6 separate regions of the Homo sapiens genome follow, and regions 1, 2, 4, 5 and 6 are each linked to region 3. The links are chromatin loops, found by intact Hi-C in ENCODE. Cell type or tissue: HCT116. All regions are shown on one strand. Region 1 overlaps CLYBL-AS3 (CLYBL antisense RNA 3). Region 2 overlaps NALCN (sodium leak channel, non-selective). Region 3 overlaps CLYBL (citramalyl-CoA lyase). Region 4 overlaps PCCA (propionyl-CoA carboxylase subunit alpha). Region 5 overlaps NALCN (sodium leak channel, non-selective). Region 6 overlaps PCCA (propionyl-CoA carboxylase subunit alpha).

The links. Peaks named below come from ENCODE experiments on the same cell type or tissue, not always from the same donor. Only the 100,000 strongest peaks of a DNase experiment are listed, where the experiment ranks them.
Region 1: it touches region 3 in a loop (3-fold over the local background); 58 of 110 quality-filtered maps call a loop at or near these places.
Region 2: a loop joins it to region 3, with 18 times the contacts of the local background. A loop is called at or near these places in 17 of 110 quality-filtered maps.
Region 4: it touches region 3 in a loop (10-fold over the local background); 81 of 110 quality-filtered maps call a loop at or near these places.
Region 5: it touches region 3 in a loop (9-fold over the local background); 26 of 110 quality-filtered maps call a loop at or near these places.
Region 6: it touches region 3 in a loop (9-fold over the local background); 95 of 110 quality-filtered maps call a loop at or near these places.

Annotation. Positions count from the first base shown.
Region 1 is chr13:99,913,836-99,918,835 of GRCh38, forward strand. The region is part of intron 1 of CLYBL-AS3 (CLYBL antisense RNA 3); the gene reads right to left. Among named protein-coding and RNA genes, the nearest start is that of CLYBL-AS3, 41 kb to the right of the region's middle. RefSeq lists enhancers at 1-35, 36-535. In HCT116, a CTCF peak has its summit at 2,862 (motif pointing right); a DNase peak (open chromatin) is centred at 2,856.
Region 2 is chr13:101,099,309-101,104,308 of GRCh38, forward strand. It overlaps NALCN (sodium leak channel, non-selective), which reads right to left. Exons shown (of 44, transcript NM_052867.4): 25 at 4,987-5,000; 26 at 3,864-4,031; 27 at 1,476-1,580. Among named protein-coding and RNA genes, the nearest start is that of LINC00411, 160 kb to the left of the region's middle. In HCT116, a CTCF peak has its summit at 2,439 (motif pointing left); a DNase peak (open chromatin) is centred at 2,433.
Region 3 is chr13:99,654,131-99,659,130 of GRCh38, forward strand. All of the region lies in intron 1 of CLYBL (citramalyl-CoA lyase), which reads left to right. Among named protein-coding and RNA genes, the nearest start is that of MIR4306, 14 kb to the left of the region's middle. RefSeq lists enhancers at 983-2,182, 4,083-4,172, 4,183-4,232. In HCT116, CTCF peaks have their summits at 2,165 (motif pointing right) and 4,711; DNase peaks (open chromatin) are centred at 1,341, 1,601 and 2,161; H3K4me3 peaks cover 1,070 bases; H3K27ac peaks cover 1,383 bases.
Region 4 is chr13:100,232,667-100,237,666 of GRCh38, forward strand. PCCA (propionyl-CoA carboxylase subunit alpha) reads left to right here. Exons shown (of 24, transcript NM_000282.4): 8 at 3,176-3,212. Among named protein-coding and RNA genes, the nearest start is that of PCCA, 150 kb to the left of the region's middle. In HCT116, a CTCF peak has its summit at 2,788 (motif pointing left); a DNase peak (open chromatin) is centred at 2,795.
Region 5 is chr13:101,125,263-101,130,262 of GRCh38, forward strand. All of the region lies in intron 17 of NALCN (sodium leak channel, non-selective), which reads right to left. Among named protein-coding and RNA genes, the nearest start is that of LINC00411, 180 kb to the left of the region's middle. In HCT116, a CTCF peak has its summit at 2,693 (motif pointing left); a DNase peak (open chromatin) is centred at 2,699.
Region 6 is chr13:100,512,219-100,517,218 of GRCh38, forward strand. PCCA (propionyl-CoA carboxylase subunit alpha) reads left to right here. Exons shown (of 24, transcript NM_000282.4): 22 at 3,209-3,349. Among named protein-coding and RNA genes, the nearest start is that of PCCA-AS1, 34 kb to the left of the region's middle. RefSeq lists an enhancer at 4,844-5,000. In HCT116, a CTCF peak has its summit at 2,812 (motif pointing left); DNase peaks (open chromatin) are centred at 383 and 2,793; H3K4me3 peaks cover 581 bases; H3K27ac peaks cover 300 bases.

The DNA of each region.
Region 1 (5,000 bases), 260 kb after region 3:
TTCAAAGGCATCGCCCAGCTGGCGGGCACCTCAGCAAATGGGGGGAATCATACCCCCCCCGCCACCCCACGGAGGGTGCAGGATGTCCTTCTGCAGCGTGTTTTCCCTAAAAGTCAACGCCGGACATTCATAGTCACTAGCCTAAGCTGGTTTCACCTGTAGGGAAAATACCAAGGAGGGAATCAGCAAGTGCCTGGTGGAGGTGCTGGCCCGACCCCCTGTGTACTGCCTTGCCTGCAAAATTATTATGCCTGCTTCTGTTTCAGTTGCATGAAGATTAAATAAAATAATTTACAGATCCATGAATTAGCTATCTTTGAAAATTATTCTGCTGGCTTTCTTTCCTCACTCTAACCTTCTTTTACATCTCCTAGTCTTGCAGAGTTTCCACAACTATAATCTGAACCTATGTTTCCTACGTGGTCATACAGTTTTTTAAAACAAAATCGGTTTTCCCATTTTCTCTTCTTACTTACCATCCATATACATACCCTCTAGTCAAAAACCAATAACAAAATCAATTGCAATATTCCATTCATTCATTCATTCAATAACTATACTTTGAATTTACTGGGAGCTAAGTGCTAGACCATTATCCCCCTTTCACTCAAGAGTTCTGTCAGCCTGGGGATTACATCAGAAATCCCAGTTTTGGCCGGGCACAGTGGCTCATGCCTGTAATTTCAGCAGACTTTGCAAGGCCAAGGCGGGCAGATCGCTTGAGGTAAGGAGTTTGAGACCAGCCTGGCCAACATGGTGAAACCCCACCTCTACTAAAAAAACAAAAGTTAGCTGGGCATGGTGGGCACCTGTAATCCCAGCTACTTGGGAGGGTGAGGCAGGAGAATCGCTTGAACCTGGGAGGCGGAGGTTTCAGTGAGCCGAGATCTCGCCACTGCACTCCAGCCTGGGCAACAGAGCGAGACTCTGTCAAAAAAAAAAAAAAAAAAAAAGGAAGTAAGAAAAGAAATCCCAGCTTTACTGGCTTTGGGTTTTTTGGTTTTGTGTGTGTGTGTGTGGTTGTTCTTGTTTTAAGGCAGGGTCTCCCTCTATTGCCCAGGATGGAGTGCAGTGGCACAATCAGAGTGGCCTCCAACACCTGGGCTTAAGTGATCCTCCCTCCTCAGCCTCCCGAGTAGCTGGGACTACAGAAACATGCCAACACTCATGGCTCTTTACTGGCTTTTGAACTAGGATTTGAAAAACCCAAGATAATCTACAAAAGAAACTTGCTGCTGAAGGTGCTTCCTTTTCCCAGCTTCACTCCCGTCCTGTGCCTCCCCACAGCCTCCTTCCAGGAAACCAGGGTAACCAGGTCCCCTCCCCAGCCCCACAGGGCTCAGGCACCCAAAGGATTTCCTCCCATGGCTCCATGGTCTCCACTAACCCTGACCAAAGATGGAGCGCTCTGCCTCCCTGTGTCTCTGCCCAAATTTGCCCACCTTTTTACTCCTAGCTGCCATCAGTTTCTATGAATAGTCATCAATTTTTTGTTTCTTTTCCCTTTTTTTTTTTTTTTTTTTTGAGACAGAGTTTCTCTCTTGACCCCTAGGCTGGAGTACAATGGTGCAATCTTGGCTCCCTGCAACCTCTGCCTTCCGAGTTCAAGCGATTCTCCCGCCACAGGCTCCCAAGTAGCTGGGATTACAGGCGTGCACCACCACGCCCAGCTAATTTTTGTATTTTTAGTAGAGATGGGGTTTCACCATGTTGGCCAGGCTGGTCTCAAACTCCTGACCTCAGGTGATCTGCCTGCCTTGGCGTCCCAAAGTGCTGGGATTACAGGTGTGAGCCACCATGCCCAGCCAATGGTCTTTCTGTAAGAAAAATTATCAACAATTTCCACAGACTTGCCATAGTTTGTGGCAAGAAAATGTAATGCCTGCTCTCGTGTAGGGCATCAAAAGTCAATGACAGGATAGGCACATCAGAAGATGATACAAGATGTAATAACAGGCTGGCTGGGCTCACCACACCCTGCTCCCCCGGGTGCCTGGCAAACATGGCAAAGCCCAGACACGGGCCCAGAGGGGAGGAGCCGGGTGCCCCAGGCTAGGCCATGAGAAGTACATTTGAGGTTATTGGTGGGTTTCCCTAAGGAGAATGAAAATCCTGGTCTCCATCCTAGACACAGGTGGGTCCTCAGGCAGTAGCTGCCATTCTGAGGGTGGAGGGCTGGACTCAGTTCCCTGTGGGGGAAGAAATTCCCCCTCTCCATCATGCTCTCTGGGGCTGCCCTCCTGGCATGATGTTCTTGAGAGAGCTCCAAAGGGCCACAGTCTAAAATGGCCACTGCTACCAGGTGTGAAGACCCCTGCAGTGGACAACCAGCGAATTCCCCTTCACCATCCCTGTACTTTTAATAATGTCATAACTGCCAAGAGTTTCCCCCAAGGACAAGGGCTATTTCCCTCCCACTCCCAGTCCCAGGGACATTCTCCTATTCAGCCAAACCTGAAGGATGGGACTATGGGTGGCCATCACCCAGCTCATTTCCCCAGCGGTTCCCTGCAGAGAATGGCCAGGTCCCACCCCCCCGATGAGCCTACTTCTCCATCACAAATCACAGAGGCCCCAGACTCATCAGGCAAATAGCCCTGGAGGTGTCACTTTCCTCCTCAGACAGGAAGAGTAGTTGGAATCCTGTCACTCACCCAAGAGAAGAAGGTCCAACGGGCAGAGGACACCAAGCTCATTCCCTTCCTCCCTCTTCATCCCCCAACCTCTCCATCTTTATCTTTCTCCCGATGGGGAGCACCTTCTACCTTCCTTCTACATCTCATCGCCTTCCTAAGTTCTAGTTCTTTCTTTTGGGTTGGCAGACACCAGAGGGCAACATAATCTCACCTACTTGCCAGTTCTCCCATTTCACCAGTAGAGGGAAGAGTTTGAGAGAACCTACATCCACCAGGAGTATGTGGAAATTATTTTGAAATATGGAATTAGCCAGAGCAATAGAATAGCTCTCTCAAAGGCATCCCGTGCCAAAGCATTCTGTTCCCGTTGGTAAATAATCTGTTATAAAACTGGTTAAATGCATATTAACTCACCAGAGCAAGACACTGGCAAAATTTCCCCCCAGGCTGTATTTTGCAAAGAAAGCACTTTCACATGATGTCAGACCTGAGATTCAACTAACACAAGTCACATATTTTCTAAGGTAGTACTGACGCTCCATCCCTCGCCCACCATTTAGTCTTTTGAGATCTGGTTATTATTTTGGTTCACAAATAGTTGGTAAGGCGTTGAGCCCTGACTGTCTCGTTGTTTTCGATACATGTCATTTCAGCAATACGGGTGCTTCCAGGGGGCATATGGGCAAGTGAAGATGAGTGGCTTAGAACTGATTATGCACTGGGTGGCAGAGTCCTTGAGACAATAGGTACCCAGGCAGCCACTGTCAATCTTGGAAGTCCGTGCAAGAGCACACCTCACCACACGCTCCCCATTCCGCCATGCATACCGAGAAAACTAGAGAAGGGTCCCTCCCGGGGAAAAATGTTTGGAAGGAGGGATACAGAAATAAAACTTGTGCCATTGACTATTTACCAAATTATTATCCTGACCAAGTTAACATCAGGACCTTTAAAAAGTAGCCAACACGGAGCCGAGCGATCTGCTCAACCATTGCAATGTGCTCGATTGTTTGGATCTAATGACCTGACCTGGATATTTTCTGCTTGGTATCCCTAGCATTTGAACCACTTCCAAAGCCAGAGGTTTATGGAGCCTTTGAATGCCCTAAGAGTCTGTGATTCTCTCCTTCTTTAGATGGACTTTTTAAATCCTAGTTGCTGAATTTATTCAAGTGAATTGGCCTTCATTTCTTCATCAACACCCTTTCTTTAATAATCTCCAACCAAGGTTCTTATCATAAGATCCAAAATTAGATGAGCATTTTGGCCAGGCATAGTGGCTCATATCTGTAATCCCAGCACTTTGGGAGGCTGAAGCGGGCAGGTCACTTAAGGCCAGGGGTTCAAGACCAGCCTGGTCAACATGGTGAAACTCCATCTCTACTAAAAATATAAAAATTAGCCAGGCATGATGGCATTGCAGGTGTGTACCTGCAATCCTAGCTACTCGGGAGGCTGAGGCATGAGAATCACTTGAACCTGGGAGGTGGAGGTTGCAGTGAGCCAAGATTACACCACTGCACTCCAGCCTGAGTGACAGAGTGAGACTCTGTCTCAAAATAAAAATAAATTAAAGAAGTAGATGAGCATTTTCATAAATCCCTTGAAACAGTGAGCACAATTGTATGTGTGTGTCACATTTGTGGGCTTTCTGGGGAGAAGGCCCATAACTTCCATCAGATTCTCAAAGGGCTCCACGACCCTGGCTTTTCACTATGTATTTCTGACGTTGACTAGACCAGAACTTCCCAGTCAGTGTGCAGGATGGGTTACAGGTGTGTGCCTGAGCTGCTGATCCCTACAGCCCTTGGGTCAGGAATGGCAGGGACTTCCAAGCTGGTCATCTCTTGCCAAGAGCCGCCCAGTTGCCATCAAATATTATTTTCTCTGTGTGCCCCACTACAGTAAACTCCTCACTTCTAACCCCTCTGGCATCTTCGTTCTCTGTGTCTCTTCCTCATCTCCACGGCCTTCATCATCCAGCGGGAAGCTTGGCATCGGCCTGGCTCCCTCTAGTGTAATCTGCACTTGGTATACTTTGTCAAGAAAGGGCAGGGGTGTGGTGGTCTCCCCTTCCTAGAAGCACCGCTACCCTCATCTTGGGGATCTGCCTCACCTGCCATATAGTGGTACAAGAGACCAGCTCATTTCATCGCCTAAATTACCCCTCTCACTCTAATCCCACATATCTGCCCGTTTTCTGTGGTAGCTATCCTTTGCCTATGTGTCTAGAAGAATCTCTATGCCAGTTCCCTACTTGGCTCCCAGCTTTGTTACAAATATTCCTCAGTGCACATTTATGCAGAGGCTTTTTCCAACTAAGACACTTAAATCTTACGCAGAATCCACGTAGAGCCAAATTCA
Region 2 (5,000 bases), 1.4 Mb after region 3:
AGTCTGGCCTTTGTTTCAAATTCTCATTATTAATATAATTTATAATGTATTTTGGCTGAACAAAGATGTTACCTGTATTTTGTCACAATTAGAGAACAATTTGTATCATTTAAAATCTATACTAGATAGCCATATTTGCTAGAAATAAATAATGTAGTTCAGGTCTAGTAGGCCTTTTGAAGATATACATTTAGGAACTGAGGCATCATTTTATTGGGATCAAAGAGAAAATGCTTTTCTAGTTTATACATCAGCAGTGGTTGGTTTACTTTATGAATTTACTTGTAACATAAGAATCCTAAGAGAATGGGACACTTTATGATATTACAAAAATTGTCTAATTATTAACCAAACTGTGTCCCCCTTTTATTTTTCTGGAGCACACAACTAAATTCCAGCCCCCCTTGCAGTATCTCTGCTCTTTACAGAGGAATGTGGGTGGAGCAGATTCTCCCACAGCCCACTCAGTTGGAGATGGCTCTCCACTGTTATCTCCAGCTCATTGAAGAAGGCTCTGAAGACATGGCAAAGGGTGGCGGCATAGGATAGAAGGCATGTGAGTCCCTGAGTGGTCATTTGGAGGAGAGCTGTATATAGTGTATATATTGCAAATGTATATATTGCAACTGATCCAAGATGCAATATATACATTTCATTATGTGAAGCTACCGAAATATTGGGCTTGTTACAGCAGCTAGCCTTCCCTTATAACCAATGACTGAAGAAAGAGAAAGAAACGCCGTAGTGCAAGTATTCAAGTTTGGGTCTTTGTGGAGGTCCTTGTTGGTTGTCATAAAGAGGGAGATTCTGGGCAGCTAGAGCTAATGTAAAGGCACTGGCTTTCTAATGGGGAGAAAGCTGAGAGTGGGGAAGCAATAAAAAGTGGTGAGAACCAAACGCTGCTTCTTGGACATTTTTGCATGGGGCTGTTTGCTGATATGAGTCTTATGTGACAACAAAGGAAGGATCAAGTTAGCTAAGACCTCAAGGGAAAGTATCCAAAGCTTACAGCTGTAAACAGCTGGAATCTTGGGTGACCACACTCAAGTTGTCAACAGTGGGTTGACACTGGAATAGGAGGGAAGAGTGACATTCTCTGAGGTGTGCTTTTCATCTTATTAACCTTTCTAGCCAGAAGAGACATATCACATGCTTAAGCAAAAAGGGGTTTGTGGGAAGAGAATTCTTAGGGTTTTATAGGGAGTTCTTAAACTAGGCTTGTCAGCCACTGGTACCACATGCTTGCCAAGGGAGTGTAAACACCTTATTATTATTTTGTTTTCTTTTTAGGGACAGGGCTCTCGCTCTGTTGCCCAGGTTGGAGTACAGTGGTGAGATCATAGCTCACTGCAACCTTGACCTCCAGTTTCAAGTAATCTTCCCTCCTTGGCATTCCAAAGTGCTAGGATTGTAGGCACATGCCACCACACTTGGCCCTTAATTTTTATTTCAAAAGACAGAAAGATACATCTTACCCTTCTAATAATGTTGGGATCATTGCACTTGGCCAGTTTTCCAGCAAAAAGCTGAACTCCAAAGCTTGCAAAAACGAGCATTAATGTCAGCAAAAGAATGGAGACCTGAAAGAAATTGATGAAATGTTAAATCTCTTGTTAAAGACTAAATATTAGGTTTGGTTTAAACAGTGACATAAATAGGACTTCTAAGATAACATTGTATAAAAATCATGGGTTTTTGATGATATATTTTAACTTCTCCACCATAGGTCACACAATTAGCCTTACTGGAAGGTCAAAAGGAGAAAATTAACAAGCTTTGAATTTTTTAAATGGAAACATGAATTTCATGTAAGAAAATGGAATAAGGTATTTTTGATATGGCTTGAACTTTTCTGACTTTAAAATCAACACCTTGATCTTTTTTATTTAATGGAACAAAGGAAAAAAATGTTTAAGTAATTATATTTTGTCTATTTTTTCCCAAATGGACATATATATATTTATTTTTTTTTCTTTTTTTTTTTTTTTTTGAGATGGAGTGCCACTCTGTCCCCCAGGGTGGAGTGCAATGGTGCAATCTCAGCTCACTGCAACCTCCACCTCCTGGGTTCAAGCAATTCTACTGCCTCAGCCTCCCGAGTAGCTGGGACTACAGGCACACGCCACCAAGCCCAGCTAATTTTTGTATTTTTAGTAGAGACAGGGTTTCATCATATTGGTCAGGCTGGTCTTGAACTCCTGACCTCAGGCAATCCACCCGCCTGGGCCTCTCAAAGTGCTGGGATTACAGGCGTGAGCCACTATGCCTGGCCTGGATTCATATTTTTATTAGCAGAGCACAAATGAGCGGGACAGTGGCTTAGCTGTCTTGTAACTGTGAAGGTGTGCGTTAGGAGAATGTTCTATGCATAGAGGAGAGGAGAGAATTCAGTCCTGAAGAGCAAATCTGTTAATTAACTCATGCTCCCTCTGCTGGCTGACTTCTTTGGTCTCAGCAGAGACGAGTGGCAGAGGGCAAAATATGGAACAAGTGAACTGCACTGGTTGAATAACCTAAACATATACCTAAGTGTACTAAAATCACACTGACCACCATTAGGGAAAGGCACAAATTCTCCTCTAAAATTTATTATTGATCAAAAGATTCATATACATTAGCAGTCAGGTGATATTTTCTTTTAATTCCAGCTGTGTGAAGAGTCACTGTTTTATGGCTTTGCATAAAGAAAACAAGAATTTTTAAACCCATCTTAAAAAAGAAATTCAGCAACTGGGAGGCTGAGGTGGGTGGATCTCCTGAGGTCAGGAGTTCAAGGGCAGCATGGGTAACATGGTGCAGCCCCGTGTCTACTAAAATACAAAAAATTAACTGGGAGTGGTGGCACATGCGTGTAGTCTCAGCTACTTGGGAGGCTGAGGCATGAGAATCTCTTGAACCCAGTAGGTGGAAGTTGCAGTGAGCTGAGATTGCGCCATTGCACTCCAGCCTGGGCGACAGAGCAAGATTCTGTCTCAAAAAAAAAGAAAAAAAAAGTCAGTAATGATATATATACCTCTAGTAACATCACAATCTATCTTTAAAATACATTTGTGTCAACTACAACTACAGCTGTTTTCTCATCACAGGTAAGTCTCTAGAAAGCAAGATACAAAACAAGCCTATGTAAATTAATTCATGCTTCTCATGCACAAGCAGACCTCATCAATAATAAAAAAAACTTTTGATCACTGTTTTGTAAGGCAAAGATCTTTCTGTAACAGATTGTGAACAATGAGCCTCTTTCTTGTTGTTTTATCTCTGACCTTGTTTTCAGAAGACCCTAAATCAATGTTTGCCCAGCTAGAAAGTACGTTTTGCCCCCTCAATCATCTTTGTAATCACTCATTACTGTAATGCTGAAGTTAATTGAAGTGGGTTATACCTATATGTTGCATTTTTAAAGTTGTTTTATGTTAACACTCCTGAGATCTAAAGACAAATTCTGTGCTATATTATTTCAGGAACACACAGAATGAGATTAGGAGCCCAAAAGCATGAATTCCTAATCCCATTTGTGGAGTACACAGTGTTGAATCTTCTTATCCTTCATTTTCAGATGGGAGGAAACTAAAACCCAGAGTAGGAATTAGAGTCAAGAGGTTAGTACCGAAAGAGTCAGCAGATAGGAACTCTTTCAAATCTCAGAGTGCTTCTCTTTAGGTGAATTAAATAAACTCATACGCCAGAAGTGCCCATGAGTAAAGTGTTTGAAGGTGCATTGTGTTTTGTTAGTGCCTCCATTACCCTCTGGCAATAACCAAAACTATTGAATTGACCTCAATAAGCAAGACTCACTTTTCCCTCATTAGCTGCATTAGAGGTGGACTACTGTGAACTGGAATCAAAGGATAATTCTCACATACCAAAAAAATTTCCTTGAAGCCGCTGAAAAGTTCTCGAACAACTTTCCTCATCTGGGGCACCAGTTTGAATATGCGCAGAGGTCTCAGGCACCGAAGGACCATTAGAAGCTGAGCTCCCGATTCAGCAGGTACATTTTGAGGCATCCAACAAAGAAATATCAAGCTCACCTAAAGGGGAACAAATGATCTCTGGAATTTATACAATTCATCCCCTACTATTTACATTTTCTGACAGCCGACTGGCCACAACTTTTCATTTAGCAGAGATTCCACTCACTGGTTGTACGTGCCATCTGTTAACTTTAAACAACAAACCTCATCTAGACTTGCTAGGTACCTCAAAGGAAAGTCATCATGTGTATGCAGGAAAGAAATGGGGGTGTCCACACCGTGTGTGTGTGTGTGTGTACACCAGTGCGTTCTGCCTCTTCTTTTAACTTACTACTCTGGAGGCTCCACTGATGTCGATCTGGCTGGAATTCCTTTTATCAAGGTTACTGCTATTTTATTAATGACCTGCAACATGCTACTTGTTAATGATCACAATTCTCCTTGTTGTCTCTGCAAAGACATTGATTTCATGCCTCCTTGGACATACAGGAAAAATAAAAAATTCTCTGAGCCCATTTCTATGGTTTTCCAGCGAGTTTTACTAGACAGTTGAATGGGCAACTGCTATAGCCAGGTATTTTATGCAATGGAATCAGGAGAGAGATACAATCACAATCACTTTAGTTTGCTTTCAGCAATAAGGGGCTCATAATCAATAACATGGTTTATATGAGGCAAACTTTTTTTTTTTAGTATAGAAGCCATAAGGTTTGTGGGATGCAAACTAGATTTGCCATGTTAGACCTTATTAATGTATGTCTCATTCATACATAAAATTGTGATTAGTGTATTTGAACAATATAACTATCCATAGATATTTATGATGCTCTTAATTTAGATTTTACATGCATGGCCCTTATTTGCATATAATGAACTACTCTAGAGTCCATTTAAGAATTCGGTTAGGGAATCTAAGCCTCTGTAACTCATACCTCTTGCGCTTATACCAAGAAATGCAGGAGATTTTACAAAACCATTACATTTTTCATTTAGGCAATAAGCAAAGACTTACAAGATATATAAATA
Region 3 (5,000 bases):
ACACTATATTTCTGCTCACCCTGACCACATCCCATCAATCAGAACTTTGACCCATGAATACACTCAGATGCAGGAGAGGCTGGGAAATGTTTTCCTTAGCTGGGCATCCATGGACCTCTCCCTGGGTCCATCCTAGAGAGTGGAGTAGCAGCATTTGCACCCCAGACCTGAGGGGTAGCTGAGGCTGGGCTGGCAGTGGGGAGTGAGGCCAGGAGCTTGGATGTGCAGGCTGGCATGTCCCACACATATGGGGCAAAGAGGAGGGGCTGGCTGGGGCTCGTGTCCTCCTCCGTACCCTCATCCCAAGCCCCAGTGCGGTAGGGTGGGCTGCTCCAACCCAAATCTTCTTCTCCCAAGTCTTCTCTTTCCCAGCATATTATGCTGCTTCCATTTCACCATAGTTTCACTCACTATCAAGGTCTCCAAAGCAATCCCATCATCTACATATTACTTGATTGTTGTGTACAGGGTATTGGGTGAAAATGAAGGTGGGCAGAGCACATAGCCTCCAACCTCAAAGCCAGTAATGTGCCAGATGAAAGGTAAGTCACAGTCTTTAGATTCAGTAGCATTTTAACAAAACTAAAATGTCAGGCCGGATGCCGTGGCTCACGCCTGTAATCCCAACACTCTGGGAGGCTGAGGCGGGCTGATCACGAGGTCAGGAGATCTAGACCATCCTGGCTAACACGGTGAAACCCTGTCTCTACTAAAAATACAAAAAATTAGCTGGGCATGGTGGCGGGCGCCTGTAGTCCCAGCTACTAGGGAGGCTGAGGCAGGAGAATTGCTTGAACCCGGGAGGCAGAGGTTGCAGTGAGCCGAGATCGCGCTCCGAAGTCCATTCTTTCTGTGCAGTGGCTGATCTATCAGAAGAAGAACCCCCTTCCCCACCAGGCCTAAGAACCCATGGGAGTGATGGCCCAGCACTATGGTGTTGCATTTCTTTCTTTTTTTTTTTTTTAGACGGAGTCTTGCTGTGTCATCCAGGGTGGAGTGCAGTGGCGTGATCTCGGCTCACTGCAATCTCTGCTTCCTAGGTTCAAGTGATTCTCCTGCCTCAACCTCCCAAGTAGCTGGGATTACAGGCACCTGCCATCATGCCCGGCTAATTTTTGTATTTTTAGTAGAGACGGGGTTTTACCATGTTGGCCAGGCTGGTCTTGAACTCCTGACCTCAGATGATCTGTCTGCCTCGGCCTCCCAAAGTGCTGGGATTATAGGCGTGAGCCACTGCGCCTGGCCTGGTGTTGCATTTCGTTACTGGCAAGATGATGTATGCTCTTTCACGTGCCCACATGCAAAGGTGTGACTCATGGAATGAAGACAGCTCAGCAACCTCTAGTTGCTGGGACAGAAATGCAAGTCAGTGGGCTCTGGCCTTTCTCCCAGGCTGTGTTGCCACCTTGGTGGCTGGAGGGGCGCTACTAGGGGGTGTGCTTGGCAGAGCCTGGGGTGGCGTCCTCTTTCATCCCACTAAATAACACATTGGTGGCTTGATCTGCCATGAAGCTGACAATCAGAGCAAGTATTTGAAGCCTGGGAAGCTGTGTGGGCCTTGCTTGTGGGACCTGGTGTCAGCTGATGACGTGGCCCTGTCTGGGTGCCCGTGAGTCAGATGGCAGGGATGGCCTGACATCATGAACACTAGCTCCACCTACGTCACATTGGACTTGACTCTTTACAGAGCACCTAGGAAGAGATATTGATGAGTGAACCATTGCCCAGTCATCGAGTTAATTATTTCCCCCCAGAAAGGTTAACATACTGAGGACAGAGAGGGCATGTGTAGGCGGCAGGGCGCACTTTTCATTTAGTCTGGTTCGCAGGTGCGGTCAAGACGATTCCTTATTGTCTTGGAGCCAGCCCTTTTAAGCCTTCCTGCACAGCTCTGTGACAGTCTCGCGGGGAGACCTGTGAGGCCACTTTCCTTTTTTCCAGACCCACCCCCACCTTTGAGATTATCACTCTTCCTGCTTTGTTTTCTGAGGCTTTTTGGCTTTTTAGTTTATTTGTAATTAGAGCAGAAAAGGTACAGTAATCGGATAGAAGGGTTGGGAGTGATAGAATGAGCCAGGATGCGGTGGAGAAATGGGGTGGAGAACCCCCAGACCTTAGGGTGGCGTGTTTGTCAGGGAGTAGACCAGGGTGCAGTTCTAGGCAGACCACTAGATGGCACTCACACATTGGTGTTCAGTCGGGTCCACGGCACTTTCCACTTTGGGCTTCTGTAAAATCTCCCCATGAACTAGCCAAAGCTTTGTATCTGTCATCCCGCCATTTGTCCCTCTAACCTCTCTTGATCGTCTACAGATAGGTATATATATATGTTCCTCTCTAGTTCATTTTTCTCTTAACATTTAGTGACCTTAAAAACCTGGCAGAAATACCTTCAAAGCCTCCCACCTTGTTAGCTGCATTGCCGCATTTTTACTGTTCTCCTAAGCCAATGTTTACATGGCAGTAAATCCATGTTTAGAGTAGGTAATAGAGAAACCTGTTTCTCTCTCAGTCACTCTGAGGGTATGTTTGATAAAGAAATGGAAATTGAGAGGATGAGTTATTAAAAGGATTAATAGGTAACAAATTTTTTTAAAATTTCCATTCAAAATTATGGGTTGGTAAATTGTAAGATACTTAAAATTAATGAGTTGTTTTATCAAATCATTTTCTGTTGTTAGAGAATTTTCAGCAAGCTGAGATTCAAATGCAAAATGTCTTATTGCATACTGCTGGCTCTAGGAAGGAGGAGGGACAGACAGGAAATCATGGTTGATGTTATCTTTACCAAGGTGCATGTGGTGTGAAAGCAAAACCCCATCTTAAATTCATCATCCGTTCTGATGTTGCACAGAAATGAAAATTAATTTCTATATGTCAACTAAAATGGATTCTGCTCCTGCCTGGTTCAATTCTGTCTTAGCTGCGTGGACATCTTGGGGAGCTGCTCTGATGGTACATGCAGACGTGCTTCATCTGTGCACTTCTTAGCTGAGATAACAGTGCTCCGAGCCCCACTGTTAAGGTTAACCTGTATACTGCAGAAGGACAACAGATGGAAATTCTGGTTTGCAGCCACTGCAGAAAAATAAAAACATGTTCCAAAGGGAAAAGGATCTTGTATTTCTGCGTTTGAACCTTTGATCCGCATTCACATCTGAAGGGAGGGCTAAACCTTTTGGTGGAGACACATGGCTTTGCATCTGTGAAAACACAGCTGTATAGAGCAAAACAAAACTAGTGGAAAATACAATGGTTTTGCTGTGTCAGGCTCACCGCTAATGCTTGAATTCTATATAAATATTGTCTTTTGATAGTTCTTTCAAAAATCTTTCTTGACTTTCCATATAATTGTCCAATAATGTTATTCTTTTAAATTCAGATTTGGGGCTTTTTAGGATTAAGGCACAAATGTCTCTTTTCTTTTAAAAAGGCAGTAAAATAAACAGATTGTAGTTAGATCATAATAACATCTAAATTTTGACCTAATTAGAGGGGGAGATGGGGAAAAAAACTCTTTAAAAGAAGATTAAGGTAAAGTTCTAACTTTATCCTTGATTCTGAATTTTTTTTCTTTTTTGGAAATATTGCATACATTTTATACTGCAAGTTACAATGTGAAGGGCCTTTGAAGCACTCTAAAGAGACTTAGCTGCTTTGTTTTGAGCAATTAAGGTTTGTTATTGAGTGAATTAAGCAGCTCTGCTGTGGCTCATCTGTAAATAGTGGTCTTCAGCGAGTTTCTTGATCCGCTTTTCCCAGGAACAGAAGCCAAGTCGGCTTCCTTAGGAGCTGCTCGCCCTGAGTCTCCATGTTTCCTCGCAGTCCGGGGCAGAACCCAAGCCCGTGCCTTCCTCGCCCTGCCTTCGGAGTTTCCTGCTATTGACCTGGCGGGGCGCGCCAGCCCTCCCTGCCCGCTGGTGCCGCGGTCCCTCTCGGCTGCAGCAGTGGGGCACAGGGACGTCATGGACAAAAGACGAGGATGCCAGTTCGATGTGCGAGCAGAAGGCCGCCTGCGTGCGCTCTGCAGAGCAACCGGCCCGGTTTCATAAGGGGCCGCCGGCAGGGGACTGCCATGGCGCCCCCTCCTACCCTTTTTGGCACCAGCAGCTTCATCCGCAGGCCCACTCGGGGTGAATAGTGTGGGAGCTCTCAAGAGAAAGAATTTTAGGTTTGTCGATAGTAATCACCACCTTCAGCGCTCCTCCCACTGCTGGAGAGACCGCGGACTGGGTGACAAGTCTTCCAGGCTCCCAGAAAGTTTCTGCTGCAAAGCGCAGGGTCCGCCTCCCACTTCCAGGAGGGACCAGGAGGGAACCATCGCGAAACCCCGAGGCTGCCGGGGACTCTGACTGAGGCCTTTCCTCCTGTGTCCCTCTCCCCCACGCCGGCCTCCCCTCCTTTCAACTCTCTGCGCTTTGAAACCGCGGAGTTGGGGTAGCTAGGCCCTCCAGCCCGGCGACAGGCCTCGGCCACAGGCAGCGGGGCGGGGTGTGGACAGGAACAAGGAGGTGGGGTGGGGAGGAAGCCTCGGGCAGAGCAGGTTCTCTGCGGAGTTTCGGCAGCCGGGTTTATCCATTTTGATTAAAGAAAAGTAAAAAAAATCCCCCAAAACCAAACAACAAAAACCCTCTCCCAACCCCCAACCCGCCTCCACAGCTGCATTTTGTTCCTGGGACTGTTGGTGTCACCAGAGCCTCTTTTTTTATGCAATCCTAGACTCCATTGCAAAGGACTTGTAAAGCCTATTAATTTTTCAGGCAAAACAGATCAAGCCTGCCTTTGATGCTGCTGTTTCCTAATTTAGTATTCAAAGGTAAAGAATCCTACTACCGTCTCTTCACTTTTTACATAATTAAAAGAGATTTTTCCCCCAGGGGCAAAGAACTAGTTGCTTAGTATTTTTTGAAGTGAAAGGTCTAACTTTATATCACATCTGTTTTTATGCTCTTTCCTAAACATAACCAATATTTACTCTTTGCTGGTACTTAGTTGCATGC
Region 4 (5,000 bases), 580 kb after region 3:
CACTGTGCTTGGCCTGGCTAGATGTCTTTATCCTTAGGTTTAAAATTTTACTCCAGAAGGGCCCTTTCTGAGCAGCCTGTCTGAAACAAGTTCTCCCTAGTATTCTTGCCTGAGTACTCTGTTTCTATGTAACATTTATTTTAGTTATCAATTGATTTGTTTATTTTCTGTTTCTCTCATTAGTTTGTAATAAGCTCCATGAAGGCAGAAGATGTATTTCATGTAGTGTTGCTGGGCAGATAGTTATTGAATTAATGTATAAGTGGTTGAATAAGAACATATAGATCAACTGCATTCTTTTTAAAGGCTAATATTTCATTTTATGGATGTACCAGTCCTTTGTTGAAGGCTTACTAAATTGTTTTTCAGAATTTTTTTCTTATTAAAACACCACCAACGAATTCAAAATAATGAATTTCTTTGTATGTCTCTCTGTGTTCACTCATGTGGGTATATCTGTAGGATGACTTCCCAGGAGTAAAATTTCAGAACAAAAGATAACGTGTCCTCAAACTTTTGGTAGATACTGACAATTTCTTTTTAAAAAGATTATCCCATTTTCTATGACACCAGTAATATGAGAAGTATTTAACTTTGTCATCCTGGCCATTATCAGATTTTAATTTGCTAGAGGAAAAGTGAGATCTCATTGTTTTAATTTGTATTTCTGTAATTAGGAGCAAGGCTGAGCACAGATATTGTGCTTCTGGAACTGTTTTTCTGTGAGCTTTTAATTTAATCTTTTGTGATGATTGTTGGTCCTTTTTTTAGTTGATTCAGAGTTTGATTAAAGTTTTTTAAACTTATGATGTTATAGGCAACCTTTACAGTGTGATGTCACTTAGTGCCATTGAATTTGGAGCTATATAGGGCTTTTTATCTCTTCAAAAGTAATTTTGTAGAGCCTGATAATAAAACTTCATGTTCTCAAAGACCATATTGGGGCTGAGTGTATAATATTTAGTAGTTTATTATTGAAACAGTAATAGAGATTTTAATGTCCAGTGCATAATAGGTCCTCAGTAAAGTATTTTTGGATGAATGAGTGACAAGTGAAAAGTTAATTTTTAAGGCAGCTTGATTTTATTTGAAAGTTCATTTAGAAGAATCTAATTTTCATAGTAAGAAGACTTAGCATGCTGTTAAGTTGAAAGATAAGCTTGCTTTGTGGCATGCTATAGAAGTGTTGGATTTGTGGCAGTGGAATTTTTAATTTGCTGTGTCAGATATAGATATGGCTTTATGTATCCATACACACCCAGCTATAACATGTATATTCAAATAAGTGACAAAATATGTCTAATGAATTTTTGAATTACCTTTTAAAACTTGCCTGTTAGTTCTCTCAAGTGATGAACTTTTTACAATAGCAGTTTATTTTCTCTCATCACGTTGGAAAGAAATGTTAAAAGTTTTCTTCTAGGTTTATTATAATCCAGTCTTCATCAGCCATCACTCTTCCTGTATTTTGTTCAAGAGGCACTAATTGTTCGCATTTGGCAGGTTTAACACTTCCTGACAGAGAGGCTATTAAGGGGAAGTATTCTCCAATAACTGTCACTGGCTGGAACAAAGAACCTTCCAACTCAATGTGTGGAAACCACTAACATTCTTAAATGACCCTTTTCATGGATTTTCATCCCTTTAAGCTAAAGTTTGGAGAATGTAGGGTCAGCGAAAACAGCAACGTGTAATAAAGCAGTAAACCTTGATTTTGGAAGGCATAGGGTGGGAGATATAGATTTATCTCTGACTTGAAAACAATTGTTATTTGGAAAATCTCATTAGCAGATGTGACTGCTTGGAGTAAAAAAAAAAAAAAACAACTTAAAACTGATGTCGCTTTCAGGACCCCTTTGAACTTAACAAGCACCTATTTGTGGAGCAGACTGGCTAATGAAAGGAAATTAAATTTTTCTGACAACTTCCCCTGCCAACCTCCTTATTCAGGGGATGTTATTAGGTACTGAAGAACTTTAAAGAAGATTTTTTTTTATTAGACATAAGTGAACCAGTTATAAACATCCCCCCCCGCCCCCTTCTCGGAGGATTCTGACATGGTTGCTCTACATTTTAAACGTATTAGCTTAAAAGCTTAAAAAACACTGGGCTTCACTTCAGCATTTTAGTCATTTTCTAAAAATTCAGTCACACTTACCAGCTGTGGTTTCAAAACAATATTGTCAGTCTTTGTGGTAGTTTAGTTTGTGTCACTGAATTACACAAACACACACACACACACACACACCCCACACATACCCACACACACGAAGGAGGCTTAGATTTCAACATTATCTTTATTGTTATTTGGGGAAATGATTCAGCAGTGTCCTGTGTTGGATGTGTTAGGTGAGGGTTAATGATCAGTGAAATTACTTAGATTCAAGGGAAGTTTTTGTCTTTTCATCTTCTTAGAGGTAGAAGTGGCATTGGTTAATATTTAGCAATAACTAATCCTTAAATGGATAAACTTTTACCCCTTACTGTTTAGGAAGGTATTTTCTTTCTTTTGCTTTTTGGAGTTTTTTCCTCCAGTAGTTGGTTCGTTGAAATTAAAGTTTTTTTTTAATTTATGTAACAAGATACAATTGTAGAGATAAAATATGTACCTGAAAAAAAAAAAAAAGAAAGAAACAATAGAAAAGAAAAGGTAATGCAGATTACCAAAAGGATTTTTTGGAACAATTCGTAATTCCTGTAGGTACTGGAAATTAACTTTCATATTTCTGCAAAATCGATCAACTACTCCCAAACAATAGAGAATCAACTCCCCCTGCTGACAGAATCTAGGAAAACATGACACATAATATTGGACAGAAACAAGCTGGCTGCGGACAAGCTTTAATGACCTGATTTATGATTCAGTATTGATTGTAAACATCTAAATTCTGCCATTAAATTCCGGCAACTGCACCAAATCATTGGCAATTCTGGTAGTGCTTCCTGCCAGCTCATTTCAACTGCTTTGAGTTTCTTAATATAATAATGATGAGGTAGAATTTACATTCCACTTATGGTATTAATTTTACATTTCTCTGAATGAAAAGGGTTAGAAGGTAGTAAAATTGAACATTAAATGAATCGGAGGAGACAGTAGTGCAATATATGACTGCCCTAAAGACATTGTGCAATGCCTCATGGGATTAATGTTGAGTCTCATTTCCTGCTTTTACAGGATGCAGAAGAAGCTGTCAGAATTGCAAGGGAAATTGGTAAGTCCTTAAATTAACTTTGGTAGGATTTCTGTGTCTTTCAGCAGATACGGTTGAGTCAACAGGTAATAAGTAATTCCCATAGAGCAAATAATACTTTAATAGTTTTAGATTTTGATTACTTGTTGCTCTGGAAGAATGTATCAGTTGAATTGCCAAATTCTATTATTAAAGGAGACTGTAAAGAGTAATTTGACCTTAACTATACATAACTCTTTTGTAAGATGAGATCACAGGCTAATTCAAAGAAGGAATTGTCTTAAGAATTCTAAAGATTGGATATAAGTTTAATGTCAATTTATATGTACATAGTTGAATGTGGTTTGTTAAAATTAAGAACATTTGGATTAAAATGAAGATACCATATGTGACATAGTTCTTTAAGTTTTTGCCTTTTGCTAAGATGTTAGGTATCAACTTAATCTTGTTAGATGGGAAAGATAAAATAGATGTGGGAAATTAGAACTGAATGATCTAAATTGGAATAAAAGGTAGACTGGAGGAGTTTTTAATGGCTGTTTTACATGTACTTGTATTTGGGCAGTGTTTCCCAACTTTTTAATTTCTTTTCTTTTTCTTTTCTTTCCTTTTTTTTTTTTAAGATGGAGTTTTGCTGTCATTGCCCAGGCTGGAGTGCAATGGCACGATCTCCGCTCACTGCAACCTCTGCCTTCCAGGTTCAAGCGATTCTCCTGCCTCAGCCTCCCTAGTAGCTGGGATTACAGGTGCCTGCCATCACGCCCAGCTAATTTTTTGTATTTTTAGTAGAGATGGAGTTTCACTATGTTGGCCAGGCTGGTCTCGAACTCCTGACCTCAGGTGATCCACCCGCCTCAGCCTCCCAAAGTGCTGGGATTACAGGCGTGAGCCACCGCCCCTGGCTCGCAACTTTTTAATTTTAAAAATATTCTTGGCGGTCATGAGAACTATTTTTGGTATCTGCTAATTGAGAAAATGTGTAAGGGCATGCTATTATATGGATTAACAATATTGTTAAATAACTTTGCAGGTTTAATAATCAAATCAGTAATTGTATACATTTGACAGAAATTTGTACAGATGAGAGAAATTAGGCAATGCTTGTAGGGATCCCAGCGTCTTCTCAGCATTCCTGTACGCCTCAGTCCAAGCATCTCATCGTGCCACACGAACATTTCTGTAGGCCTGTTTTCTCACTAAGATTATTTAGATCTATTTTCTGCCTCTAGAGAGCATTTGATTTGGCAAAGCTCATATAGTTGTGATATGTAGAAATATCTTATTGGTCTGGAAGTGATCACTTGTACTAGTAAGCGTGTTCTTTGCAAATGGGACAGTCTAACTTAGCAGGTCTTTAGTGACCTGAAAAGCAGTTTGGCTTATTGCACCCTTGTTTGTAGTTGGTACTGTCTAAATTATTTGGGCTTTGCCCATCATTAAGTGTGTTTTGTTGTTTGCTTTGCAAAAATCTATCTTATTGATATAGGTCCTGGATTTAAGACCAGACCATAGAAAATCTTATTTTATCTGACTACCTCATCTCTTCATTTTTTTTTTCAGAATCATTAACATTTCAAAAAGCCTATCAGTACTTCATAGGAACATTTGCTCGACTGCTAAATAAACTGGACTATATAGAACTGATTCTGTGGTTTCTTTATGGAGAAAAATCAAAAGTTTCTGTTCATGGTTTGAAATCACTGGTATTCCTCATTGCCTAAGAGGCATATAATATACCTACTGGCTTTTGAGGATAGTTTTCTAAAATAGTTTAATTCCATCCTGTCAGACATCTTTACATTTAAAAAG
Region 5 (5,000 bases), 1.5 Mb after region 3:
ATTTTAGATTGGTGGAAGGTGTACAAGGAGTTAAAGCAGGCAGAAGAAGGGCAAAGAGAAAACAGGCAAATGGGCCACTATGTTCTCATAATAATAAATAAATAACTAGATTCACAATAATAAATAACTAGAATAAATAATAAATAACAGGAAAGTGTAACTCCAGTAGTCAGACTGAAGATAGTAATTGAGACCTGTTCATTTTGATCAATAGATTAGATTTACTGAGCACTTAGCATGATATTAGTGACCATAGGAGATTTAGGGTAAATAGAATTTGGAGTTCTTGGTTTCTAGAAGTGAATAGCCTAGATAGGAAGACAAGGGTAGGACACATGAGATCATCAGTGACAAGTACAGTGCAGTAGATGGCACAGTGCTAGATGATACGTAAAGGAGAAAACACAAGATCAGAGGGGCTGGAGCTCTCTGCGGTGGAACAGCAAGTCTGGACTAGTCGGCAAAGGCTTCAATGAAAAAGTGGAGGTTATACTGGGCCTTGAAGGAAGGCTAAGATTCCTAGAGGCAAAGGCGGTACTGGGTGAAGGACTGAAGTGGACATGTGTGCACAGGGCAAGTTAATTTGGTACAAACTACCTGTATAAGTGCTGTGCTAGCCAGATCTTGAAACCAGGCAAGAAGCCCTACAGGGCATACTGTGTGTCAAACAAAGTTGAGGGGGGAAAGAAAACCCTCAGAAGACAGAAAACTCTGTATTCAGTAAAAATAGATCACCTAGTTAGTTTCTTTTCAACAAGGGTTAGGTATGTTGAGGTACAAACTCACAGCACCCCATTCTACAAACAAAGCTATGAACAAATGCTATAATGTCAGTCAGTGTGTCCATAAAGCCATAGTGGAGAAGAACCAGAGTAACAAACAGGTCTTTTTAGTCACAAATGATAACCTAGATAACATCAAAACTAGCAATCCACTTTTCATATTTTACAGCAGATATGTAGTAAAGATCAGCATCACTGAACATACTGGTGATTTCCCCCTCATGAGGAAAGGTGGTTTGTTCATTTTTCTGCTCAAAAATGAAAAACCGGAATTGGTTTCATTATTCACTAGAACTCTTAGGAGAAAAATTAATGTATGGACAAGGAGACAAGAGTGGATACCAACTATTTGGAACTTCCATTTTCTTGGTAGCACATACATGCTATTTCCAATGATAAATCTTGAAACTTTCCTACTTCTCCCCTCCTGAAAGAGTTGACTTTTGGCATAATTTTTTTTTTTTTTTTAAGATAGTCTTGCTCTGCCATCCAGGCTGGAGTGCAGTGGCGTAATCTCAGCTCACCGCAACTTCCACCTCCTGGGTTCAAGCGATTCTCCTGCCTCAGCCACCCGAGTAGCTGGGACTACAGGTGCCCGCCACCATGCCCGACTGATTTTTGTATTTTTAGTAGAGATGGGGTTTCACCATATTGGCCAGGCTGGTCTTGAACTCCTGACCTTGTGATCCACCTGCCTCAGCCTCCCAAAGTGCTGAGATTACAGGCATGAGCCACCACACCCGGCCAAAAGTTGACTTTTGACATGGATTTAACCTCTCTTGAGTTGACAGCTCAGCTCCTAAGGAAAGCTGCTTGGAGCCGCTTTTGGAGATGGAAGACTCAGCTGGTGGCCCCATCATCGTGGAGCATCTGCTCTTTAGACACCTAAGAACACACATAGTCCTGAGACAGACCCAGGCACAGAGGTCCTGTGACAGTGAGTTTTAAGAGAGGACTCCAGATTCCACAACTCTTATTTCATCTTGAAAGGACAATGACATGTGTTAGTTGTCTTTCCTTCAGTGGAAGATGAGAGTCTGAATCCAATCACTTATCTACTGCCCCTGCAATTTCACGTTAGGAAAAACTTTTGGGATAATATCTGGTACACTATTGCCTAAATGATTTCTGCCCTGCACAAGATTGCTAAAAGGCTACTGAATGGCCTTTGTCCTGAATTTGAACTAAGACAAAATACAGTATTAATTCATACAGGAGAGTACTTGAGAACTGTTTTTATAACTAATGCCAGAGGTAGCAGGAGAATCAATATTATAATAGAAAAACATCAGATTTAGCTTTGGGATGTTCTTTTGTTTTGTTTTGTTTTTTGAGAAAGAGTCTCACTCTGTTGCCCAGGTTGGAGGGCAGTGGTGTGATCCCGGCTCACTGCAACCTCCGCCCCCTGGGTTCAAGCAATACTCCTGCCTCAGCCTCCCTAGTAGCTGGGATTACAGGCATGCACTACCACACCGGCTAATTTTTGTATTTTTAGTAGAGACGAGGTTTCACCATGTTGGCCAGGCTGGCCTCAAACTCCTGACCTCAAGTGATCCACCGACCTTGGCCTCCCAAAGTGCTGGGATTACAGGTGTGAGCCTCCACACCTGGCCTTTGGGATGTTCTTAAAAGAAGGAAAGGACTCACACACACATATATATGTCTTCTTTCATCTACTTATACATATATATATGATATTACATTTGATGTCCTAGATATGTATTTAGATCGTTATATACTTTCTTTTTTCTACTAAATAAAGAAGGCCTATAGTGATTATCTAGTTATTCCCTTCTTTTTTCTTACTTCTATAGTAAAGCTTTGCGAATTTTTTTTGGCAAAGGGCATTCCTAGACTGTGCTAAACATAAAGAGCTCAGAGCTACACTGCTCTGCAGTGCCCTCTTCTGGCTCTAGAAGATACTGACAATCACCTGAAATAATTAGCAAAACAAAGAATACAGAGATCCATTTCATGATGAGTAATTTCAGATCTGAAATTGTAAATTACAGCTATGAAAGGAGCCAGTAATTGCTCATTCTGGATGTAAACATATCAGAGATGTGGGAATAAAAAGGAAGGGGATGAATGATGGAATTACAAGGAGTTTACTTTGAAAAAAGTCAAAGATTCGTTGAAGAAGATTTTCTTCGGTTTTGTTTGGAAACTGAAAACATCCAACTGCCTCAGATAACAATTCTTTGACAGAATTAATAACTCAAAACAAGTAAATTAAATTTAAATTATCAACAATATAGAGATATTTTAAGTCTTGAACTTCTAAGTTAAAACACGTTTCCAGAATTACATACTTTAACACATAATTCAAAAGCTTCAACTCAATTCCCATAGAGTTATTTGTGATTGAATAATTTGGACCTGAAAGACATTCCAATGTATGAATCTTGCTGATTTTTTGGCGATGTCTTCTAATTAATCTACATGTTACCCTTTTTTCCCCTTAAAATAGAGAAACCTGGGCCATTTGACCTATAGTTTTTGAGTCTGGATTTTTTTTTTTCTTTTTTTGACAGGGTTTCGTTCTGTCACCCAGGCTGGAGTGCATGCAGTGGAATTATCATGACTCACTGCAGTCTTGACCTCCTGGGCTGAATCGATCCTCCTGTCTCAGCCTTCTGAGTAGCTGGGACTACAGGCGTGTGCCATCACATATAGCTAAGTAACATTTTTTTTTTTTTAAGAGATGGGGTTTCTTCATGTTGCACAGGCTGGTCTTGAAATGCCTGGGCTCAAGTGATCCTCCTGCCGTGGCCTCCCAATATGCTGGGATTGTAGGAGTAAGCCACCGCACCCAGCCAAGAGAGAGTCTGGATTTTGCTGAAAGCACACTCTTGGTACAGTTCAACACGTTCTTCTGTCTTCTATTTTCTGAAAATCGGCAGCTGGATCCAGAGGTTTCATCATACAGACTCTGGTTTCATCCCTTTGGCAAGGCCATAGGTGGTGTCAGATTCTTCCATCGAAAGGAACAGAGTGTGTGTGTTTCTTTTTGTGATGTTACGGGTCTTGATGTTCATTTCTTAGATCCCTTGACTTCATTCCGTTTGCAAAACTGTCATTTCTTTTTCATTTATTAGTTGGGATAGTTTTATAATGAGGTGCTTTCCCTCCTGTATTATTTGGTTACCCAGTAGCAAAACTGGTATGGAAAAGCCAAGATAAATGCTTGATTATCGACTTTTACTTATTAATTTTACATGGTTGATTTTCTATCATCGCTCAAGGTAACCAATTACTATTTAAAAAATGTCATTATGAACTCAAGATTTAAACTTATTTAATGTTTAATGGATTTCAGTCCATGTCAATTACCATTTCTTACTGTTAGTCAAATTATCTCTACTGTGCTCATTGGGAGTTTTTCAAGTTGGTCAGTCTGTAGGTTCTTTTTATATGACCCTCGTAGTCTTTGACAAAGCTTCCTTGTTCCTAGTATGACAAGATGCTCCAAGGTCAGCTTGTACACTTCCTATTCAAAATCAACCATTTTCTTCAAGAAGCCCTGGTTTACTTATTGGAAAATTGGAAAAATGGTGTTTCAAGAACATATCTAGAGCCCATAGATGCTCACTGCTATGGAGTTGGTCACTGTTTCAAATATTTTGCCTGGGTTTATTCTGATGTTTTCAATTTAAATTCATGACCCAGGATTTTTTTTTTTTTTTTTTAGTTATACTTTAAGTTCTGGGGTACATGAGCAGAACGTGCAGGTTTGTTACGTAGGTATGCATGTCCCACAGTGGTTGGCTGCACCCATCAACCCGTCATCTACATTAGGTATTTCTCCTAATGCTATCCCTCCCCTTGCCCCCCACCCCGATAGCACCCAGTGTGTGATGTTCCCCTCCCTGTGCCCATATGTTCTCATTGTTCAATTCCTACTTATGACTGAGAACATGCTGTGTTTGGTTTTCTGTTCCTGTGTTAGTTTGCTGAGAATGATGGTTTCCAGCTTCATCCGTGTCCCTGCAAAGGACATGAGCTCATTCTTTTATATGGCTGCATAGTATTCCATGGTGTATACGTGCCACGTTTTCTTTAGGATTTTTATTTTTACCTAAGCTTTTCTATATGATATCTATATCTCCTTTTTTCTCCACAAAGAGCACTCTTGATTATCAAGAGCACCAGGGATGCCAGAATTAGATTGTCTCAACAGTGACTCAGTTTTATTTCACATTTCATAGACAATAGTCT
Region 6 (5,000 bases), 860 kb after region 3:
TTCATGTCAGCTGTGATTCCTTTTCTTTCTTTCTTTTAATCTTTTGGGAGAAATTTTCTTGTTAGACATGATTTCACACTGTAGAGGCCATAAAATTAATTTGCTTAGAGACCCGGGTTCGGGTCACCTTTCCGTCATTCAGTCCTTAGATAACACCTCATTCCCTCCCATTACTGTCGTGTGTGGGTTGAGGAGTCCCACCAGGCCAAGCCAGAGAGCAACTGTTCTGTTCTCACTTACGTGGTGAGCTGTTTTTCAAGAACATTTTTTTTCATTTGGCTGTGTGGTCTGGAGAACACCTTCCTAAGCCAGCGGAGTGAAGTTCCACGCACTGACCAGCCCCGAGCTCACTGGAGCGAGTCATCTTCCGGCTCCATGGCAGCCCAGCCCCACCCACAGGCAGCTGCCTGTCACCCACGCTGGCATGTTCCCTCATCCTACCCAGGCAGCGGGAAAACCTGGCTGCTTCTGGGATCCTACTACTCTGTCCTGTCCACAAGCCTTCAGAGTCTTGGATTCCTACCCTCAAACATCAACTTTGTGATTTATCTTCTTGAAAACAACCACAAAAACTTAAAATCAAAACTCTCTAAGGGAGTTTCGCACAACCCTTGAGGAATAGTTAAATGCCCACGGTGAAACCGAGCTTGTACCCCACGGTCCAGGTAGGGGCACATTCCTGAAGTCTCACAAAGCATTGGCTCTCTGTGCCCCCAAAGAATCCAGAGATGCTAGTAAATAGCAGTTTTGATCAGAAGCTTGGAAGGCCCTGGTGTACATTCTTAAATGACTTCTTTTCTGGGGCATCAAAAAGCTTTTACGGTTCTCACCAGGCAGTTCATTCTGATGGGCCCCTACGCTGCACCCTGCTTGGGCCCCATCCCGGCACGCGCCCCGTGCAGCACAGCACAGGCCAGCTGAGAGGCTGTTTTAAGAAGGCGTGTTTGTGTGGTACACTCACGGGCTCAGGACAACATCAAAGGTAATCTTAAAAAGAGAATCTCTCTCTGTCTTCTCTTTTTATATTCAGAAAGGTCATTTCTAAACCAACTATTTGCACCAAGGCCTCTCTGGAGGAGTTTACCCCGTTGTTATTTTTTACTTGCTATTACAATAAGTCACTTATCCCCCAAACAGATTTAAGAACAATAAACAAATACAAAAGGAAAAGGAACATCTCATCAGTAACAAAGACTGCATCTAAAGGCATTGAGTTTGTGATTCTTTTACATCTCTTTCCAAGCAAAGCAGGAGTCCTACAGAGAAAGGAATCTGAAAGATGAAAATTATAAAAATAGTAAAAGGATCCAGTGTTCGTCAGAATCTTGTAATTTCTGGGGAGAAATGAAGCTAAATACAGTCTTAGCGCTTCGTTCATATGCAGGCTGATCTGTGATATAACTAAACTTAGTTTTTGGAGTATATCCACTGTGGGGAAATGTGGTAAATCATATTCTCAGCGAATGAAGATACTTTTCCTGAATTTAGGCTTCATATTTTGAAGTCGAATTCTGCAAAACAAGAAAAAAATAGATCTGTGTGCTACACTGAAAACTGAACAAGGCACGTCGTAAGTCAGTCACACAGAAGGCGCAGCTCAGGGCGATACCAACTAGAAAAGTAACTTTTTTGTTGACTCTGATGCCTCTAGTGATGTTGGATTTTTTCCCCCATTGCAGACAGCACAGATAGGAAAACTGTGCAATTTGGTCCAATTATAGTCCTCTCTGTCCCTCCACACCTTCCCCCATTGATTTAATGAAGGACTTGGAGGTACAATTCACTGATAAATAGTCCCTCTGCCCAGAATGTTTATTAGACTGACAGCAGCGTGCACTCTCCTCGCTTTTTCCCTCACCACTTATGACTCAGATGAATTTTAATAGGAGCAAAAAGCTTTTATTTGCACTGTAATTTCACTTAAGGAACATATCCTTCAGAAACTGGCAGACGCTTCTATGTCTTGATTGCAAAACACACACTCAGGAGTAAAGAAACATGCAAAAGATGTTATTATTCAACCTGTCACAGTGTCGCAAATCCACTTGGAACTTAGGCCATCAAAGCTCTGCCCCCACCCTTTTCAGTAGGCCCTGTGAAGAGGCACTTAGAGATTCCCGCCGTCCCCATGCAGAATTAAAGGGGGAATTATATTTTGTTTTTGCATCCCTGCCATCATGATGCCCACAGGAGGCTTTGAGTTACAGCAGGTTTTTTGAATGAAATGGAGCTGTCTCACTGCTGCTTCTTTCTTACCCAAGAGAAATCAGACCTGGTAGGGATCCAGAACCTTCGGGTGGTGGTTCCAATTTCACCAAGAGACACTTCCTCAAACCATTTTATCTTTTTTCTGTTTGGATAGACCAAATTGTGGCTCATAGATTTATTCACGGAGAGGATAGGAATTCTCTTTTTTGAAATGTTCTGCTTCACTGAACTGCCCTAAATATGCCCGATTGTTTGAGAGCCACCTACAGAAGGTGCCATGAATATACTTGTCTGTGCGTATTTTCCATCAGTGTTTATAACATCTTGATGTTATTGTCTCTCAGTGCAGAAGGCTTTCTCATTATCTTGCATCTTTTCCTAACCATCTTGTTACATCAGAAAGACTACATAGTGCCTTTAAGAAAAGCCAACGTTTTCAGTCATGAATATAACATTTTCTGTCACTGAAAAAATGGAATTTTAAATACTATTTTGCCCAAAATGAACACTGAACCCCATTGTCTTAACTTACTGATACGTAGTGCAGCCGCTCTTGGAGGGCTGTGGGAAGCTGCAACAGCCATCTGCTGCCATCTACTGGCGCCTGTCCACATGTCACCTCCTCCATCCCCTGGGTCTGCCCAGCTCATGGGATTTTCCTTGATAGGGATAAGTTTGTAGGTGGTGAAGGGAATACAAGTAAAATTCTCAGTTTTCTTTATAACGTTTTGAGATGTTTTTCTTAAAGATACAGGATGATACTTATCAATGATTAATTTTAATAACTGGAATAGCCCTTATTTCAAGAACTTTCTGAAATAGCTCAATATATGACAGAAACAAATATATTTTGATGTGTGCAGCAATTGAGAACCATTTGAATTTAAGGCTCTTACTGTAATTTGAATTTAAAAGCTAAAAATTGATTTAGAATGAATGCTACTTTTGAGGAAAATTTCATTTAAACTCATTTATGGTTTGGTTTTGTTTTTCCCTTAAGTACAAGGTGAATATCTTAACCAGACTTGCCGCAGAATTGAACAAATTTATGCTGGAAAAAGTGACTGAGGACACAAGCAGTGTTCTGCGTTCCCCGATGCCCGGAGTGGTGGTGGCCGTCTCTGTCAAGCCTGGAGACGCGGTAAGGGCTGTGTGTGTCTCTCTGCAGGACATGCTGGTCTCCAACTTCCCCTTCCAAAGCGACGGCTAACGGCACAGCACGATTCGGCTCTTTGCAGTTCTTACTTAACCGACGCCCCCTAAACAGCAAAATCGATTGCGTGTGTTGTCGACCTGTTTCACGTTTGCATTACGTTGGTGCCAGGACCCTCAGCGCTTCCCCTCCCAAATGATCTGGGAGTGGAGCAGAAAGAAGGCCAGATGCATTCCATCATTTTGCAAATGCAGTGTTTTGGGAAGTACTTTCCTTAAAAGTGCTGCTTACTCTCTAGTATGCTGTGCTCAAAGCATCCATTGAAGTCATGCCAGGGAATAATACTCCGATGAGGAACTTTTTGCATGATTCCTGGAACAAATGTCTAATTGGGAAGAAGAGTTGAGGAAAGGTTAATTCTGCAATCTGTACAGTACCAGAGCACTTCCATTACTTGGTAAATAAAATGTAGCATCACAGTTTGAAGTTTTTCATCTTGATCTTGTGACATTAAAGCACAAATCAAAGCTATATTATTTCCTCGAGATAACTTACATGGATGAATTGATAGGATGCACACATTTTCTTAGAACATGGATAGAAATCTCTACTGATGAGCAGCAAAAGTGAAAAGAAAACAATTTAGGAGGCAACCAGATTTCCAGGTACACTTAAATACTTGCATTTTTATTCATGTGCAGGAAAATAGCATCCGGACATGACTGTCTCTCATGGATGAGGTGGTGATTCCGTTTTGTATCTCAGGTCACTGGGACTTACATTTTAGTGCCTCCTGATTTCTCAATAGTACAGATAAAATATCTGCTTAACATTGAGGAAAAAATCAGGTAGTTGGCATTGGCTTCTAGAAAAGTATTTGCAATAAATGTGAATATTAAGAAAACATGATCAGTTTTAGTTGTTTGAATGACCAGCCCTGAAACTAATATGCGAAGTTAGAAAACCGACTTAACAGCTGCTTTACCTGGTGATACAGAAATAGAACTGTCCACTTTTTCAGAAAGGCATAAAAGAGGCTACGTGGCTGTGAATTGTTGTTTGCTGTGAAAGCATTGATACTCCTGGAAGAAAGCCCTCTTTAAGACTGTCTAATGCCCACGTGTTAAGGATTTGGGAGAGGCCATAAGAAAAATTACGTGTGTGTGTGTGTGTGTGTGTGTAATGTGTGTAAAATTCAGGGGAGGACATCTTCCTTCTCCAGAGTTAGGGTCGTAAGAGGATAGTCTCGTGGCCTTGACATTAAGAATCGTTCACTTGCACGTGACATTATCAGAGCTGTCAGTGGAATCTTCTAGTGACTAGATATGTAGGTTCGTAAACAATATAAGGGTTTTGTTTTGTTTTTTTCATTTTTCTTAAGTTTTTTTTCTGGAAGGCATCTATCTAGTCTGTATACTGCCAGCCTGAGCTTTCCACTCCTAATTGTGTGGCTTTAATTATAAAATCGTGTGTGTGTGTGTGTGTGTGTGTGTGTGTGTGTGTGTGTGTGTTTCAAGTAAGTGTTTTCCTTAAATCCTTTTCTAACACCTGAATCCAAACCGGAGTGGAGGGAGGGCGGGCAGGGATGAGGGAGACCACTCCTGCCTCAAGCCTGGAGGGCAAGAGGGTGAGACTGCAG